Linked DNA regions of Homo sapiens: region 1 is linked to region 2. Evidence: chromatin loops called from intact Hi-C (ENCODE). Cell type or tissue: PC-3. All regions are shown on one strand. Each heading gives the region's core, and the rest is flanking DNA. Links, peaks and the distances in the headings are about the cores only.

The links. A loop is a pair of places that touch in the nucleus more often than their neighbours do. Peaks named below come from ENCODE experiments on the same cell type or tissue, not always from the same donor. Only the 100,000 strongest peaks of a DNase experiment are listed, where the experiment ranks them.
Region 1: a loop joins it to region 2, with 2.9 times the contacts of the local background. A loop is called at or near these places in 9 of 110 quality-filtered maps.

What each region holds. Positions count from the first base shown.
Region 1 is chr10:98,328,105-98,336,436 of GRCh38, reverse strand. No RefSeq gene overlaps it. Among named protein-coding and RNA genes, the nearest start is that of MIR1287, 63 kb to the left of the region's middle. In PC-3, for the core only: CTCF peaks have their summits at 4,153 and 4,358 (motif pointing right); a DNase peak (open chromatin) is centred at 3,406; H3K27ac peaks cover 1,010 bases.
Region 2 is chr10:98,400,962-98,409,293 of GRCh38, reverse strand. PYROXD2 (pyridine nucleotide-disulphide oxidoreductase domain 2) reads left to right here. Exons shown (of 16, transcript NM_032709.3): 3 at 1,297-1,390; 4 at 1,639-1,712. Among named protein-coding and RNA genes, the nearest start is that of MIR1287, 9.8 kb to the right of the region's middle. RefSeq lists a silencer at 1-76 and enhancers at 83-282, 4,324-4,373. In PC-3, for the core only: no CTCF peak of the experiment used is centred there; DNase peaks (open chromatin) are centred at 4,643 and 5,023; H3K4me3 peaks cover 1,465 bases; H3K27ac peaks cover 2,717 bases.

The sequences.
Region 1 (8,332 bases), core at 276-8,275, 73 kb after region 2:
AGTTAAGGGGAACATTTTTCAGGGACAAAAATGTTGAACTGACTTTGCCTTCAAAATTGAGAGAGGAAAAAAATAGCTGGCTTTTGCTTTGTTGTTGGTGCCTTAGCTTCTTGGTCAAGTAGTAGAAATCCACTTGGACGGATTTCCATAAAACAGTTATGGAAAGAGCAAGAGGCATCTAAAGGCCATGCCACAGACTCATGTAACTCATGTTCACATTGTTTTTCTTAAAGAGGATCCACAAGTTGTACAAGCTTCAGGGCCCACAAAAGCTGGCGGCATTCTGTGTGCCATGCCTCTGTGCTCTCTGCAAGGGGTCCCTCCTCCCGTGTGCCGTGGCGGAAGTGGCTGCCTCGGGCCAGACTATGTGCCATTCACTCAAGCCCGACTTCGTGGCCCAGAGTCTCTACCACCCTCAGCTCCAATCCTTGATGGAAAGGATCAAGCCAATTGCTGACCTACCAATACCTTGACTGCCCCTCCCCCCCACACATCCAATGACCTGGAAGAGTGGAGGGGACAGGAATCTTTTGGTATAAAAATAGATCCAGGCAAGGCATGGTGGCTCACACCTGTAATCCCAGCACTCTGGGAGGCCAAGGCAGAATTGCTTGAGCCCAGGAGTTCAATACCAGCCTGGACAATATATAGACACCCAGTCTCTAAAAAAAATAAAAACATTAAAAATAAAAATTTTAATTAGCTGGCATGGCGTGTGCCTGTAGTCCCAGCTACCTAAGAGGCTGAGGTGGGAAGATCACTTGACCCTGGGAAGTCAAGGCTGCAGTGAGCCATGATCCTACCACTGTACTCCATCCTGGGCAACAGAGCAAGACTCTGTTTACAGAAAAAAAAAAAAAAAAAGTATGTCCTCTCTGCATAGCCTGGGAGTAAGTGTGGTCCCAAACAATGGTGGCTCCAGATTGTGTTAACTACACAAGAAAACAAGACAGAAAGACCCCAAAGAAAATGATCAAGGCTTCAAGCTGCTCTTCCTCCTCCTCTCCCTCTTCCTTTCTCTTTTTTTTCCTTAGAGGTGGTGCAGGGCCAGGGCCCTGGAAGTGGCTGTGAGCTGGATGGCAGTGGCAGGGCCAGGGACTCAGAGCCAGTTGGCATCGTCAAGACCTGGGTTACATTAGGGGGACTGACTGAAGGAATAAATAAATTGAGGTTAATTGGAGCTAGGTTTTTCACCATTGGAGAAGGGATTGACATATATGGAAAGGGGGAAAATAGAAAGAATCCTGAGGTGATAAGATTGTAATTAAAAGTGTCAATGTAACCTTGTGATCAGATAGATAGATGATAGATGATAGATAGATAGATGTGTTTATGTGTATTCATACATATAAATATATACTACACAGTGAGTGTGTGCACATATATACACACATATAATTCCTAGCTCTGCCTGCCAAGAGGGCCTAGAAAACAATAGCACTCCAGGAGGAGGGAGCATCCAGTGTTTGGTTTCTAAACACCACCCTCCACTAAAAGGAACCAGAGCTTCTTGGAGAAATGACTGATTCCAGGGCTGAGGCAAGAAAAGTACAAGACAAGGGTGGAGCATCTTGTTCCAGAAAGTTCTTTGATATTCTTTATGTCAAAGAACGATGTAGACCTGTCAAAAGGACACAGGAGGCAGCTTGAATGGGCTCATTAGTCAAATCTGTGACAACTGAGCACCGAAATAAATAATGGTATTCATGGGTTACAATTCATTTTCTATACCAGGGGTGCCCAATCTTTTGGGTTCTCTGGGCCACATTGGAAGAAGAATTGTCTTGGGTCACACATAAAATACACTAACACTAATGATAGCTGATGAGCTAAAAAATATATATTGCAAAAAAAAAAATCTCATAATGTTTTAAGAAAGTTTACAAATTTGTGCTGGGCCGCATCCAAAGCCATCCTGGGCCGCATGCAGCTAGTGAGCTGTGGGTTGGACAAGCTTGGTCTATACTGACATGCATAGGTAGATAGGTAAGTAGATAGGTAGATAAGTAAATCAGAAGAGATGGCTCTTCTTTGCCATGAAATATCAACAAATAAATGCAGACGGAATGGTGGAAATCAATTATCACCATTTGGCAACAATCACTGAGGTTGTAAATAAAGGCATTAACAGGCATAGTAATTGGTGGGGAGATACTCAGAGGCTCTGCCAATATCATGTTCATTGATCCTCTACCCAGCCCCTGATATTGGTGTAGCCTTGGAATATCTCTCCACCAAATACTTGTCAATCACAAAGAGGGAAATGGTGAGTTTATGGTAGAGAAGTCTGGCAGACACCGTGACCAGCAGACATTCAAGGATCACATCCCAGTGGTGTGAAGGGTCAGTATCACGTGTCCTGATGAGATGCACTGAGAAGAGCCCTAATTTCTGTGATGTTCCATCAAAATGCACAGCCTGAGCACGAGGCACTGGAAGCACTGGAAAAAAACAACGAGAAATCTGTACTCTTCATAAAATGTCAAGGTCAAGAAAGATAAGGAAAGATTGAGAAACTGTTCCATATTGAAAGGAAATAAACATGACAATCAAAGTAGCATATGATCCTGGATTGGAACCATGTGAAAAGAAAGAAAAAGAGAAAGAGAGAGGGAAGGAAGAAAGGAAGGGAGGGAGGGAGGGAGGAAGGAAGGAAGGAAACAAGGAAGGAAGGAAGGAAAGAAGGAAGGAAAGAAGGAAAAAAAGAAACACTGATCGGAAATTCATTGATGGGAAATGTTGGCAAATTCTGAATGAGGTCTGTGAATTGGATGGTCATGTTGTATCAGCATCTTTTCTGGATTTGGAAGGTTTGTGATTGTTATGTAGGAGAATGTCCTTGATGTGGTGAAGTATTTAAAGGTATGGGGTATCAGGTCCACAACTTATTCTCGAAAGTTCTGAAAGAGACTAATGCTAATGGGTTGATGTATATAGAGAGAGGGAAGACAATGGAACAATTGGGGTAAAATGTTAACAACTGAGGAATCTGAATACATGGATATGGGAGTTTTTTATACTTTTCTTGCAATGTTTCTGTAAGTTTGAAAGTGCTTCAATATAAATATTTAAAATGTGTTTATAAAACCACAAAGTGCTGGAATTGCTATCCATGCCCACCAGACTCTTGATAAAGAGCAGGGAGCTCTTCTCCCCTGTTTGAGCAGAGCCTCCTAAAAAGTTCTAGCCATTATCCACTTCAGTGAACCAAGCACATCCCCCTCTTCTGCTGACTGCTGCAAAACACCAAACCAAATAAAACAAATTTTAAAATCTCTCACGAGAATAAATGAGCACCCGATACTGCTTTGGTAAGAGACTATAAAGTAACCCTTTGTTTACAATGTTAAAAGCAAACAACTGATTCATGCCGGAAACAGAAAGCATTTAAAACTTTAGAATTAAGTGCCTCTGGCAAACAGTTGGAGCTGTTTGTCTCATGCCAAGGCCAAAAGTATCGGGCTAAGCATTTTCCTCTGCTTTAGTCATGTTATCAATATTGACACCAAGGGAGATGGACCTAGTACTGCAGAAAGAGTTCAGTCTCCGGAGTCAGACAGTGATGGGTTCACATTCAGATCCCTCCACTTTCTAGCTGCATGGCTACAGGCAAGTTACTCAGCCTTTCTAAACCTTGGTCTCTTCTCCTATGGGGTGTGGAGGACAGCAGCTATTTCCCATGGCTGTAGGAAGCCTGGTGAGATGGCACGTGCAAAGCGGCCCGCATTCAGAAGACCTCCATATAGACCTGTTCCCTTCCTTTCTGTAAAACACATGGAGAACCCATGTGTCCCATCCACATCCCCAGGCCACACTGTAAGAACCATTCTAACAAGGAGACATGTCACCAGCTTCATTTGGGTCTCTTCAAATCCAGGACTCCTGTCGCCTGTGATTTCTTTCTTTCACTCTTATGACATTTTTTCCTGCCTGTCTTTATTTCAACCAGACATCCCTTAATCTCATGGCACAAAGGCCTGGTAATATTTGTGACATGCCCAATGTATTCTTTTCTCTTGAAGACACATCCTTTCACTTTTGTGGCTTATAACCTAGGGAGACCAAGAAGAAAAATGTTCGTCTGTCTTAGCCTGTCTACAAAGAGGAGCAACATGGGAAGAAATTGAACCGGGATGAATTTTCAAAGGGCTGAACTTAATAGCAAAAAGCCAAACAAATCTCCTGGAGGGTACACACAAGATGCAGGGGCACTGCTTTGGGTCCCTGTCTCTTAAAGCGGGTCTTCCCTGAGAAGAACATGTCATCTTTCAAAAGCTAGCCTGACATCAGGGTTGGCGATTGTTGTTCTTGTTCTTGCTTCCTGGCATTCTCCACCTCCAGTAGGGGGCATCACCCACATGCCACTGTCTCAGAGCAAGCCCCATAATCATCTCCTACCCGAGGAGCAGGAGAGAGAGGAGGGAAGGGCGGACGTGCTGCGCTCTCATGCAAATTGCTTCAAACCCAGGGAGGGACACAAATTAAAGGACAGAAGAGACAAATGGCCCAGAGATGCCTCATCCTGTTCAGCTCCAACTTCCTATCCTGAAACAGGGCAAGCCTCTTCCCAATGGGGTCCTTAAAGATCATCCCAACATTACGAGTGTTCCTTTAATCTTCCTCCAGAAAACAGAACTATGAAATAGTACTACTTTGAAAAAAAATGCATTTTCTTTCATTTTGTTAATTACCAAAAAAAAGTCATAATAGAAAATTTAGCAAATGCAGGTAAACCAGAAATAGGAATAGGGAGGAGAAATGAAAATCATCTATAATCCTACTGATATATACATTTTTCCTTTTTCCAAGAATAGAAAGGTCCTGCACATGAGCTTTTGAAACCTGCACTTTTTATTTAACAGAGGCCCATAAAACAGCCCCTTGCCACTAGGCATCCTGCCAAACCGTCCTCTGTGAAGGTTGTACTGTGTTCCTTAGGACCACCATTTATTTAACTACATCCCTAATGGTGAAGATTTAGGTTTGCTAAATGGGGAGTGAGTTTCCCCACATTTTGCTGTACAGATAATGCAGTAAAGAATATCTTTACAGCTCAATCTTCCCATGTGGCCATGATTATTTCCTTAGAATAAGTTTCCATATGTAAAATCAACGTAGTGAGGGCAGGCACGTTTTTAAGGTTTTGCCACATATTGCCAGTTTTCCTGCCAGAGAAGCTGTGCCAATAAAGCAAAATGTTCTTATGATCAGGGGTCACAGCTGCCAAGCTCCTCCACGTCTTCTTTACCGTCTGTGAAACCACACGATGCAGAAGGGAAGGGTTAGGTTTAGTAGCTTGTCAGAGAAGCAGAAACAGGAATGAAGATTTCCATGGCTCTGAACGTCTTATTCCCACCTGCTTGGAAGGATGTCTGTTCAGGAAGACACGGACCATTGCTAGTGATTCCTCTCCACAATTTAAAGACCTCAGAAACAGGATTTAGGAAAGAAATTTTCTTTCTCTTTTTTTTCTGTTTATAAAATTATACCAGCTCAATCAATCTTAGAAGATTAAAAAGTAAAGAAAATTATAAGGAGAAACAATCCTCCAAGTTCCCACAACCCAGAGTTTACCACTATTAACATGCTGGTGATTTTCCTTTTAGTGTTTTCTCTTTGCATATATGTTTTGTTCACATAAATGAAATGTGATGGTTGTAGTCCATTTTGTGGCCTGATTGTTCACGTTTCTTCCTATACTAAGGGCTTTCTTGCCCTTCACCCACTCAGGACTCTGCCTTGCTTAGCGATCCTGCTTCCAGGAGGATGTGGGCCATACGGTGCCCATCCGGGAGTCCTTTCTCAGCCTGGCTCCAGGAGGAAAGCCACACGTCACTCCCAGTGTTTGCCCTTTGCTCCAGGGCTGACCTTCTAACGCTCTAACTGGGCCTGTCTCTTCAACAATCTATAAGCCATTAGCTGGGGCTATATTAAATCTAGAAGGGTTCATCCCGAAGACCTCAGCTTTTATCCAGGGTCGATACAATAAATGACCGTCTGAAGAATGCTTCTGCATCTTCTGCAGGAGTCTTGGAGGAGAACGTCTGTTACGGGCCTCACTGTCCCCCTCTATTGAGTTTCTCATGATAAATTTGTGCTCACATTGAGTGTCAGGGAAAAGTTTGGCTCTCCTGACAAATAGCTATACTTCCCTTTATCCAATAACTCATCATATTTTCCCTTTCGCTTTAGCTCAATTTAATGTGCAATTGCAGTAACTATCTTCTGCAAGGTTTCTGGTTTAATCATTTCTTCCCTTCATCCCTATGACTTTCGATATTTTATCTTTAATCTTGCTGTCCTGGGGCCCATATTTTTAATTGTCAGTCATCTCAAATTTGTTTGGAAGTTAAGAGGAATACAAATCACAAATAAAAAAACAATGATCATGACCCCTAGGCCATCTCTTTAAAGCCATGCCTACCTTAGTAATTAATAATCCCCTTCACCAATACCAGGTTCCCTCCTGGCATTTTCAGGCAAGTGCACTTTAAGAGCCATTTTAAGATGCATTTGGGTACATTTGGCCTGCCTGAGAGGCATGGAAATTTTAAGGAATGAATTGTTACACAGTGATATCACTTAGTCATTTTCCGGTATACCTGAAGTCCTGGTAAGTCTCTGATCAAATACAGCCTCTTTCTGATATAATGCTGGGCGATTTCCCTACAAGGATGCGAGCCATTCCACTTTTATGCCAGCCCACTTGGCAACTGATAAAGTGAAATGGAGAGGTCCTGGCCAGTGGGGCTTCGTGGTAGTGCCCTGGGACCCATGGAAGTGGACACTGTTGTTTCTACCTGAAGCAGTTCTGCTCACTTAACATTTCCTTAAGCCCCACTGCAGACCTTCTTTGGTCTCTGTTTCTTCGGGGATCTCTCTGCCTCCTACATCTACTCCTATCCACTAGGGTTCACTCTTTAAGTGAAAGGTCAAATTGGAGACTGCAATTCTTCACCCCTCCCTGTAACAACATCCTTGCTGTAGCCTCCACATGGGCAGAGTATACTTTCCTTTTATTTGCGGGGCAGGGGGCACGGAATCCCGCTCTGTTGCCCAGGCTGGAGTGCAATGGCACAATCTCGGCTCACTGCAACCTCCACCTCCTGGGGTTCAAGTGATTCTTGTGCCTCGGCCTGCCAAGCAGCTGGGACTACAGGCGTGCACCACCACGCCTGGCTAATTTTTTGTATTTTTAGTAGAGATGGGGTTTTGCCATGTTGGCCAGCCTGGTCTCGAACTCCTGACCTCAAGTGATCCACTCGCCTTGGCCTCCCAAAATGTTGGGATTACAGGCACGAACCACCACGCCCAGCCACTTTCCTGCTCTTTGATTTTTAGCTTGGCTCAGTAACTTGCTTTGGTTAATAGAATGAAACAGAAATGAGTGTGCCAGCTCCAAGCCTAAACCTTAAGTGGCCTGGAAAGCTTCTGCCTGCTCCTTCATGCTTCTGCCACAGCCGTGAGCACAGCTTTTCCTGGGTAGCTGCTGCTCCTTCAGCCTGGGGACCATATGAAGCAGAGCTACCCCAGACAACTCACAGATTCATGAGTAAAATACATGCTTGGTGTAGTGTGCTACTGAGATATTGCAGCTATTTGTTATGCAGCAAAAGCTGACTGATACACTCTGTAACAGATCCTTCCTGGAAGATCTGATTCTTTTTCTTGTTCTTATCCATTTGGCCTTGATTCTTTGGACCATTCAGCTAGCTCCTAAGTCATCTGGAAATTAGACTCCACTCCTATGTGCAGTCCCAGCCTGTGCCAAGGACCTCAGCTCAGGTGAGAGTCCTGGGCCTCCAGCTTGTCCCATAGGATTAGAATCTCTAGGATGTCCTAACGACAAGTAGGAAAGAACATGTGCATCTTAGTCACTGGGATTTGGGTTATGGGCACTAAAAATATCTAACACTTACCGAGCATACACTAACAATGTGCCAGGCCCCACACTCAGGAGCCACATGTGTTATTTCGGGTACTCCTCAGCCTTCTAGTACACACAAAAAGACTGATGCACTCAGAGGACTTTCCTGAGCCTCACAGCCATGTGGAGAGAGAGCTCAAACCCACCTGTGTCCAGCTCCAGAGCCCACACCATGCCACTGCCCTGTGTTGACCTAAACTGTGTGACTCACTCTGTGCCCTGTACACTAGGTTGGCAGACAAAGCCATTTCAATCACAGCTGAGCTCTCTCCCAATCTGTGCTCAGGGCCAGAAAGCTAGGCCCTGGGTCGGTGGTGGCTGCCATTTTTGCCATTGCTCCCTCCTCCCAGTCCAGACCCTGCACTGCAGGTGGATTCCTAGACAGGAACTGTGGCAGGAACCTGA
Region 2 (8,332 bases), core at 311-8,310:
AGTGTGCAGAGAGCAGTAATTGATAAAGAAGTAGCAGTCACTCATTTCAGCCAAGAGGGGTGTTCGGTATTTTCTGGATGGCACAGAGACATTGCTTTTGTTTGTGCTTGCCTCATTTTATCATAGTCTCATAGAAACCTTATTTGAGGTTGTCAATCTGTGAGATCGTTCCTGTGTAATAGGAGAATGACGCAGCTCACCTTGCGTGCCAGGCCTCAGCCACTGAGTGACAGCTGCTGTTTCTTTCTCAGTAGGTTATGATAGGAGGTTATGTTAGGAGGATAGATGCTGGTTTCACGCTGTCTGGTTTCAATTCCCAACACCTCTACTCATCAGCTCTGTGAGCCTGAGGCAAGCTGTTAACCTCATTGGGCCTCAGTCTTCTCATCTGTAAAATGGGAGAATCATAGTACCTACCTCTTGGCTGGTGGGAAAAATTAAACAAGACAATGTACTCACTGCTTCTGGCACATAATAGCTGCCAAGTGAGCTTTTTGAAAAGTCCGACTTTTGCATGGCACCATTCCTGTGGTCACAGGGCCAGCATTTTAGATCGGTAGATTCATGACCAGTTTGGTTCAACAAATATTTATTGATTTTTCCACTAAGTGCTAGAAAAAAATTAATAGAAATCCTTGCATCATTTGTTCTCCCAAAATAAAGCTCTGCTATGAACCGCTTCATTTACTGAGTACATTCTCTGTGCCAGGGACCACTTAAACCCTGTCTAGGAACCAGCTCAGTTAATCTTCACAGCAGCCTTATGAAGTGGGTAAAGCCGGGACTACTTTCATCAGCCCCACTTTTGCATGTGAACAAACTGAGGCCAGACGGATCAGGTACTGAGGCTGCAGCAGCAGAGAGAGAACGAGGGACTGAACCTGGGTGGAAGGGTCAGCATTCACAAGTTCCACCTCACTGTGCTGCGCTTGTAGGAGAAATGAGGCTGGCTCCCTGCCTGGAGGAGAGCGACATCCCAGGGCAGGGTGGCAGGAAGCAGCGTGAGTCCCCGAGGCACCAGGCCTCTAAGGAGGGAAGACCACTTTCAGCTGGGAAGTGGAGGGGCGGGAGCAGGCCTGTCGGATCTTAGAGGACATCTAGAAAAGGCGAGGGTGGAAAGGGAAGCACAGGGAAGGGCATTCCCAGAGGCAGGAACAGCATGAGCGGGGCAGGGAGGCCATGGGGTGTGGCCCATACTGGCCTATAGTGAGGACCTTAGTCTGCGGGTCAGCCCGAGGGAGCCCTGACATTTCAGAGGGATAAAGGGAGGGCCCTGTGTGCTGCCCCACTTCCCAGGCAGCGTACCTGCAGAGACTGGGGGTGAACACCGCCGTCTTCGAGAGGCGCCATGTGATCGGGGGTGCAGCTGTCACTGAGGAGATCATCCCAGGTGAGCTCTGATGTGGCATGGGGGAGTGGAGGGCAGTGACTCAGGGTGACAGTCTCCATCCCTGCTGACCCCGGGTGACGGTCTCCATCCCTGCTGACCCCGGGTGACGGTCTCCATCCCTGCTGACCCCGGGTGACGGTCTCCATCCCTGCTGACCCCTGGTGACGGTCTCCATCCCTGCTGACCCCTGGTGACGGTCCTCATCCCTGGTGACCCCTGGTGACAGTCTTCATCGGATTCGGTTTCAGGGTTTAAGTTCTCCCGCGCGTCCTACCTGCTCAGCCTGCTGAGGCCGCAGATTTACACTGATCTGGAGCTGAAGGTAGGGCCCCCCCGCCGGCCCGATTGCACGGAGGGAGGAGGCAGTTCCATCTTCCCAACCTGTGTGGGGGGTCCCTGTTCTGTGCCCGAGGTGATGCCCGCCCCTGAGGGCTCCCTCTTCCACCCAAGTCTTGTGTATCCCACGTGGTCTCCCTGCTGCATTCCCACAGATGGGTTTTGTCTCGTCCATGTAGTGTCTTGAAAAGTGGGAAATTTCATCCAAAAATCAGACTTCTTTTGAAGAATGAGCTTTTTCACCCTCAGGCCCACGTGGGACACCTATCTGAAGCCTTGGGCGCCTGAGCTTACAGCTGCCTTGGGACATGAGCCCGATTTCTGCCCTCATTGAACTTGAGAGCTGCTTCCCTCTCTTGGCAGCTGGAGCAGGAAGTGGGGCCTGGGGACTTTTCTGGCTCCCGGGCTTTTTGGAAGGTTCCTGGGAGTCTCATCTGGCGCTGTTTGCCTCTCTTAGTCTGCTGACCTTTGTCCACAACCTGGCCCAACCCTGCCCCCCACCCTTTCACCTTCCTTCACCCCCACTGTCTTATAAACCGCGTCACCACATTCTTGAGGCTGATTGGCTTCTACCTGCTTAGTGCCACTGTCACTCACCACTCAGAGAAAAGGGTTCTTGGTGCTATCTGCAGCTGCCACTCACGTTGGTGCCATCTTTTTTTTTTTTTTTTTTTTTGGGACGGAGTCTGGCTCTGTCGCCCAGGCTGGAGTACGGTGGCGCGATCTCAGCTCACTGCAAGCTCCTCCTCCCGGGTTCATGCCATTCTCCTGCCTCAGCCTCCTGAGTAGCTGGGACTATAGGCGCTACCACCACGCCAGGCAAATTTTTTGTGTTTTTAGTAGAGAAGGGCTTTCACCGTGTTAGCCGGGATGGTCTTGATCTCCTGATCTCGTGATCCACCTGCCTCAGCCTCTCAAAGTGCTGGGATTAACAGGCGTGAGCCACCGCACCCGGCCACGTTGGTGCCATCTTTGCTCTAAATTCAAAATTTTAAACTAGTAAGATGTCCAGCTGTTGTTCACAGCTCTTTGGCTGCTCTAACTGGTTCATGTAGAGAGTTCTTCAAGCCACTGAAACAGAGTATGTGCATCCTGGTACCAGGACTGGATGAAATCTAGCCAGGCCTGGGGATGGGTCGCTGGTCTCCAGTCCAGAGCAGACCATAGCAGCAGGCAGTTTATAAATGCACCACTTATTCATAGTGGCAGATGTTGGGGAGCAGGGACCCTCCTTTTGGCAAACCTGATTTAAGAGACTAAGAATCACAGAATGGACATTTTCACTTGATTATTCTCTTTCTTTAAAAAACGTTACTTATTTGAAATGGTATTTGTCATAGTGTTCCTTGAACTAGAAGCTCCCAAGTGAACTGAGTAGATGCTTTAACCTCTGCCTTGGGCTGCAGTAATAGGAGTATGGAGCTCAGAGCAGGGAGAAAGCAGTCCTGTTGTGTGATACGCAGGACTCACCCCATCTGGAGCACCTTGTTTTAACAGGACATTGACAGCCTGGAGGGCATTGACAGGAGGACAACTAAACTCCTTCCAGGAATATTGTCTTTCCAAAACTATAATGGAGAGCGTTTATTTTACCAGCATCACATCTTGGGCTATGACCTTAATGTTCTATCTCAATTGATCCTTACCTGTAAGTCAAGAGCCATGTTATAATCAGGGAACTAAAGTTCAGGGGTTAAATTCACACAGCTAGAAAGTGATGGAGAATTCAAGCCAAGGCCTGACTGTCTCCTACTCCTTGTTCTTGAGCTATGATGCGCTCAGGCCTCTTGGTACCAATACCGCCCAGACTCACACGTCTCTGGCTCTTGGTACTTTGCGGTGAACGTGGTGATAGAGTGCCCCTGGCAGCTCCAGCGCAGTGTGCACAGAGGCTGAGACTGGAGCTGCTGGAAACCGGCCGGCTGCGTCTGCCTCCCTGCTCCACAGCTCACCAGCTGCGTGATTTCACCACGTGGTGCCTTCTTTTCCTCATCTGTAAGAGGGAATAGTAACAGCAGCTGCCTCCTAAGGCCACATCAGCACAGTGCCTGGTGCACAGAGGGCTCAGTACTTGTCGCTATTATTATTACCCCCATTTGGCACTTGAGAAAACTGAGGCTCCAGAAAGACCCATGGCTGGAGACTACTCACCCACCCTGCCACTTATAAGGCTGTATCCAATTAGAGTGAGCCCTCAACTAAAGTGAGAGGCTTGGCTTTGGCACCACTGCCCCTCCTCCCCTCCTTGAGCCAAAGCACCCTCCACTGACCCGCTGTGGTCCCCACCAGGGCCTGCCTCCCCTTCCTGGGTGTTAGTTTCCACAGCTGTCAATGCGAGCACTGACTTGGATCACCTCCCGGTTCCATCCACCTAGTAAATGAGTTTGCTTTTGCAGCGGCCCTGCGCTGGATGATGGAATCCAGGCTGGAAGGGCAGAGCCTTTGCACTGGTGGAGAAGGGGGTGTGGAGGGGGGCTTTTCATCCCCTTCAGCCATAAGCCACCTTCCCCATCTCCCCCTGGGCCAGCCTTGACCTCACTGCCAGAGGCAATCCCATCCTCCCTCCCCTCCCTCACTGACCTTCTGGGTCTCACTCAGCCTTATTCATTTTGCTCTTGCTTTTCTCCTGGAAATCTCTCTAAGGTAGGGCTCTAATTTGCAGGGCCACAAAGTATGACCTGGGAAACTGCTGGGGAAACTGCTGGGGAAACCCCAGGGGTTCTTGCTCACGAGTCTGATTCTGTGGCAGTGGTGGGGCCCAGAAACGGTCGTTTTTATGGCATTCTCAGGTCATTCTGAAAGAGGAGGCCCCCAGAACATAACTTTGAGAACCACACCCTTTAAATCTCTTGTATCTCTGGTCCTTTAGACACACACACAGATACACCCTTCACACACACACACCCTTTCCAACAATTTCCACCCAGGATGACTGTGCATGCTGAGAACTCTCATGGGGTAAATAAAAGAAGGGTTTGCTTTCATTTTGTTTTTTTGGGTTTTTTTTCTGTTTTTTAAGAAAAAAGCTTCATAATCCGAACAAATCTTGTGGATATAATCTGATGGTTATTTAACATTCCCCTTCTCATTCAGACTCCACATAATTAAACCTATTGTTAAAAGAAAAACCTTCACTAAATTAAATTTAATAGAGTTTAATTGGGCAAAGAATGATTCATAAATGAATCAGGCTCCCGAGCTGGAGTATGCTCACAGTCTCCAGCACAGCTCCATGGTAGAAGAAGATTTATAGACAGAAAGTGAAAAGTGATGTACAGAAAATGGAATTGAGGTACAGAAACAGCTGGATTGGTTACAGCTCAGTGTTTGCCTTATTTGAACGCAGTTTAAACAGTTGGTCCCCTTTGATTGGCCAAAACTCGGCGATTGACACAGAAGTAGGTTACAGTCTGTTTACGCCTCCTTCTAGGTTATAGTTCACTAGGAACAGAGAAACCTTTAGGTTGAGCTTAAAGTATTTAAGGAGGCAGCTTTAAGCTAAATTTGATTTAACACCATTAAGAATGACAGAGCCTCCATTTAGAAGAGCCTCCATTTAGGTTTCATTATGAATCAAATGAAAAGTGATTCATAGTCAATTAGTTATACTTAAAATAACTTTTGGATTCCTCTTAGGTCCCTGATTTGGAGGGTTTATTCGTTCATTCAGTCCATGTTTCTGAGCACCTGCTATGTGCCAGGCACTGAGAGAAGCCCTTGGGTGTACGGCAGTGAACTAGGAAGGCAAGGACACTGCTCTTAGGCAGAGAACTTCAGGGAGAGTGCCAAGAAGAAAAGAAAAGAAGGCAGCATTAGAGAAAGAGAGTGGAGATTCCAGCCTAGATGGTGACCAGGAAGGACATCTTCCTCAAGGAGGTGACATTTGAGCTGGTATTCAGGTACCAAGAGGTCACCAGCAGCAGCCATGTGGACATCTAAGCAGTCTCCAGTCAGAGGGAAGAAGAGAAGGACCCACCCAGGCAGGCGTGAGCAGAGGGCAGGTCAGTGTGGACAGAGCAGACAGGCAGAGAGCACCAGATGGGGGTGGGAGGGGCAGGACTGCATTTTATCCAAGTGCAGCGAGAAGCCAGTGAGGTGTGTGATCAGGAAGTTCACTGCTAGGATTTGTGACTTTACAAAGGTCAGCCCACCTGCTGGCTGGTGAGGACTCGGAGGAAACAGGAGGGGGTCGCATGTGGAGCACTAGGCCGCCGCTGCAGCGGTTCCCAAAATGGCGGCTTGGAGAGACGCGCACAGATTCTGGAGGCAGCGGATGGGATGTCAAGGATGACCAGGAGAGAGACTAAGGATGCCTCCTGGGTATGAGTGAGTTTACTACATTAAGAAGAACGAAGCTGGAAGTTTCTCTAGCTTAGAATAAAGAATGTCTCCATCTTAGGGATAGGAGGGACCCCAGCCGTCTCCTGGCCCCGGCCCCCGCCAGCATCGGAAATCTCCTCCACAGAGTGTCCAGAGCTGCGGCGAGCCTGCCCGCCTGGAGCATCTCCAGTGTGGAGCAACTCCAGCGGTAATTGTTGGAAAAGCCTGTTTTTGGTTTCCTCGTGCTTTTCTAAAACGTCTACTCTCCGATCTCATTTCTCTCCTCTGGGGCCATACCTTGTCTGCAACCTAGCATTCATTTATTCAGAGTCGACGGAATGCTTATTAACTACACTGTGTCTACACGCGGAGGGTACAGCGGTGAACAAAACAGACAATGCCCCTGACTTCACAGGGCTTACATTCTACTTGGGGAGACAATGAAAACACTAAATATGTGATTAGCCATGTGCTGACAAGTGCTTTGGAGAAAAATATTGCAGGGTGAGGGGGCAGGGAGTGCGGGGGAGGCCTGGCTGATAAGGTGGCATTCCAGCCAAGACCTCGAGTCGTGAGGTTGCAGGCCACGGATCTGGAGAAGGAAGCCTCTCGACAGCAGAAACTGGAGGCGGCACAGGCCCCTTTTGTTTTATCTGTGCCTGCTTTGAAGAAGTGGATGTGCTCTTGGAAAATTCTGTGTGCTAATCAAATATTTGTAAATCAAATCATATTTTAAATGCATCAAAGAAACTTCCATTTAAAGTGACCCTGGAGTAAATGAGTCTGCAAAGTAAATAAAATGTTCTGATGTGAATAATTTATCTACCTTGTAAGTATAGATTTTCACATAACCATTGCTTGATTGTGTCTTTCTAAATTTAATTATTTATTTCTGAAGTGGGGCAGTTACAGACCGGTGCTGAGAGCTGGGGCTTTGCAGTTACAGAGCTGTGGTTTTGAAACCCAGACCTACCTCCTAAAGTGACCTGGGACAAATTATTTAACTCCTATGAGCCTCTCGTGTTGCTTTTGTACAATGAGGATAATAAGACAGCCATGTGCCACCATGTTGGTCAACGATAGACTATATACAGTGGTGGTCCCATAAGCTTACAATGGAGCTGAAAAAATTCCCGTCCCCTAGCGATGCCATAGTTGCACTGCAACATATTATTCATGTGTTTGTGGTGATAAGCCTACTGTGTGGCCAGTTGTCAAAAAGTCTAGTACATATAATTATATACAGTACATAATACTTGATAGTAAATGACTTTGTCACTGGCTAATGTATTTATTATACTATACTTTTATTATTATTTTAGAGAGTATTCCTTTTCCTTATTTAAAAAATTCACTGTCAAACAGCCTCAGGCAGGTCTGTCAGGAGGTATCCAGCAAAAGGCATTGCTCTCTAGGAGATGACAGTGCCACGTGTTACTGTCCCTGAAGACCCTGCAGTGGGGCAGGATGTAGAGGTGGAAGTCAGTGACATTGATGATCCTGACCCCGTGTAGGCCTAGGCTGATGTGTGTGTTTGCATTTTACTTTTTAGCGAAAAAAGGTTATAAAGTAAAAAATAAAAATAAAAAATTTTAAAAACAGAAAAAAGCTTATAGAATGAGGATATAAAGAAAATATTTTATATAGCTGTACAATGTTTGTGTTTTAAGCCAAGTGTCTTTTTAAGAGAATCAAAAAGGTTTTAAAAATTAAAATGTTTATAAAGTTTAAAAGTTTGCAGTAAGCTAACCTACTGAAGAAAATTTTTTAATAAATGTAGTGTAGCCTACGTGTACTATATTTATAAAGTGTGCAGTAGTGTACAGCAATGTGCTGGGCCTTCAGTCACTCACCACTCACTCGCCCAGAGCAACTTCCAGTCCTGTAGGCTCCATTCATCATGAGGGCTCTATACAGTATCATTTTTCTTACCTTTTATGCCATATTCTTAATGTACCTTTTCTATGTTTGTTTTTTTTTGTTTTTTTTTTTTTGAGACAGAGTCTTGCTTTGTCACCCAGGCTGGAGTGCAGTGGCGGCAATCTTGCCTCACTGCAACCTCTGCCTTCCAGGTTCGAGCAATTCTCCTGCCTCAGCCTTCCGAGTAGTTGGGACTACAGGTGCGTGCCACCATGCCCGGCTAATTTTTGTATTCTTACTAGAGACGGGGTTTCACCATATTGGCCAGGCTGGTCTCGAACTCCTGACCTCGCTGATCTGCCCGCCTTGGACTCCCAAAGTGCTGGGATTACAGTCACGAGCCACTGTGCCCAGCCTAGACATGTT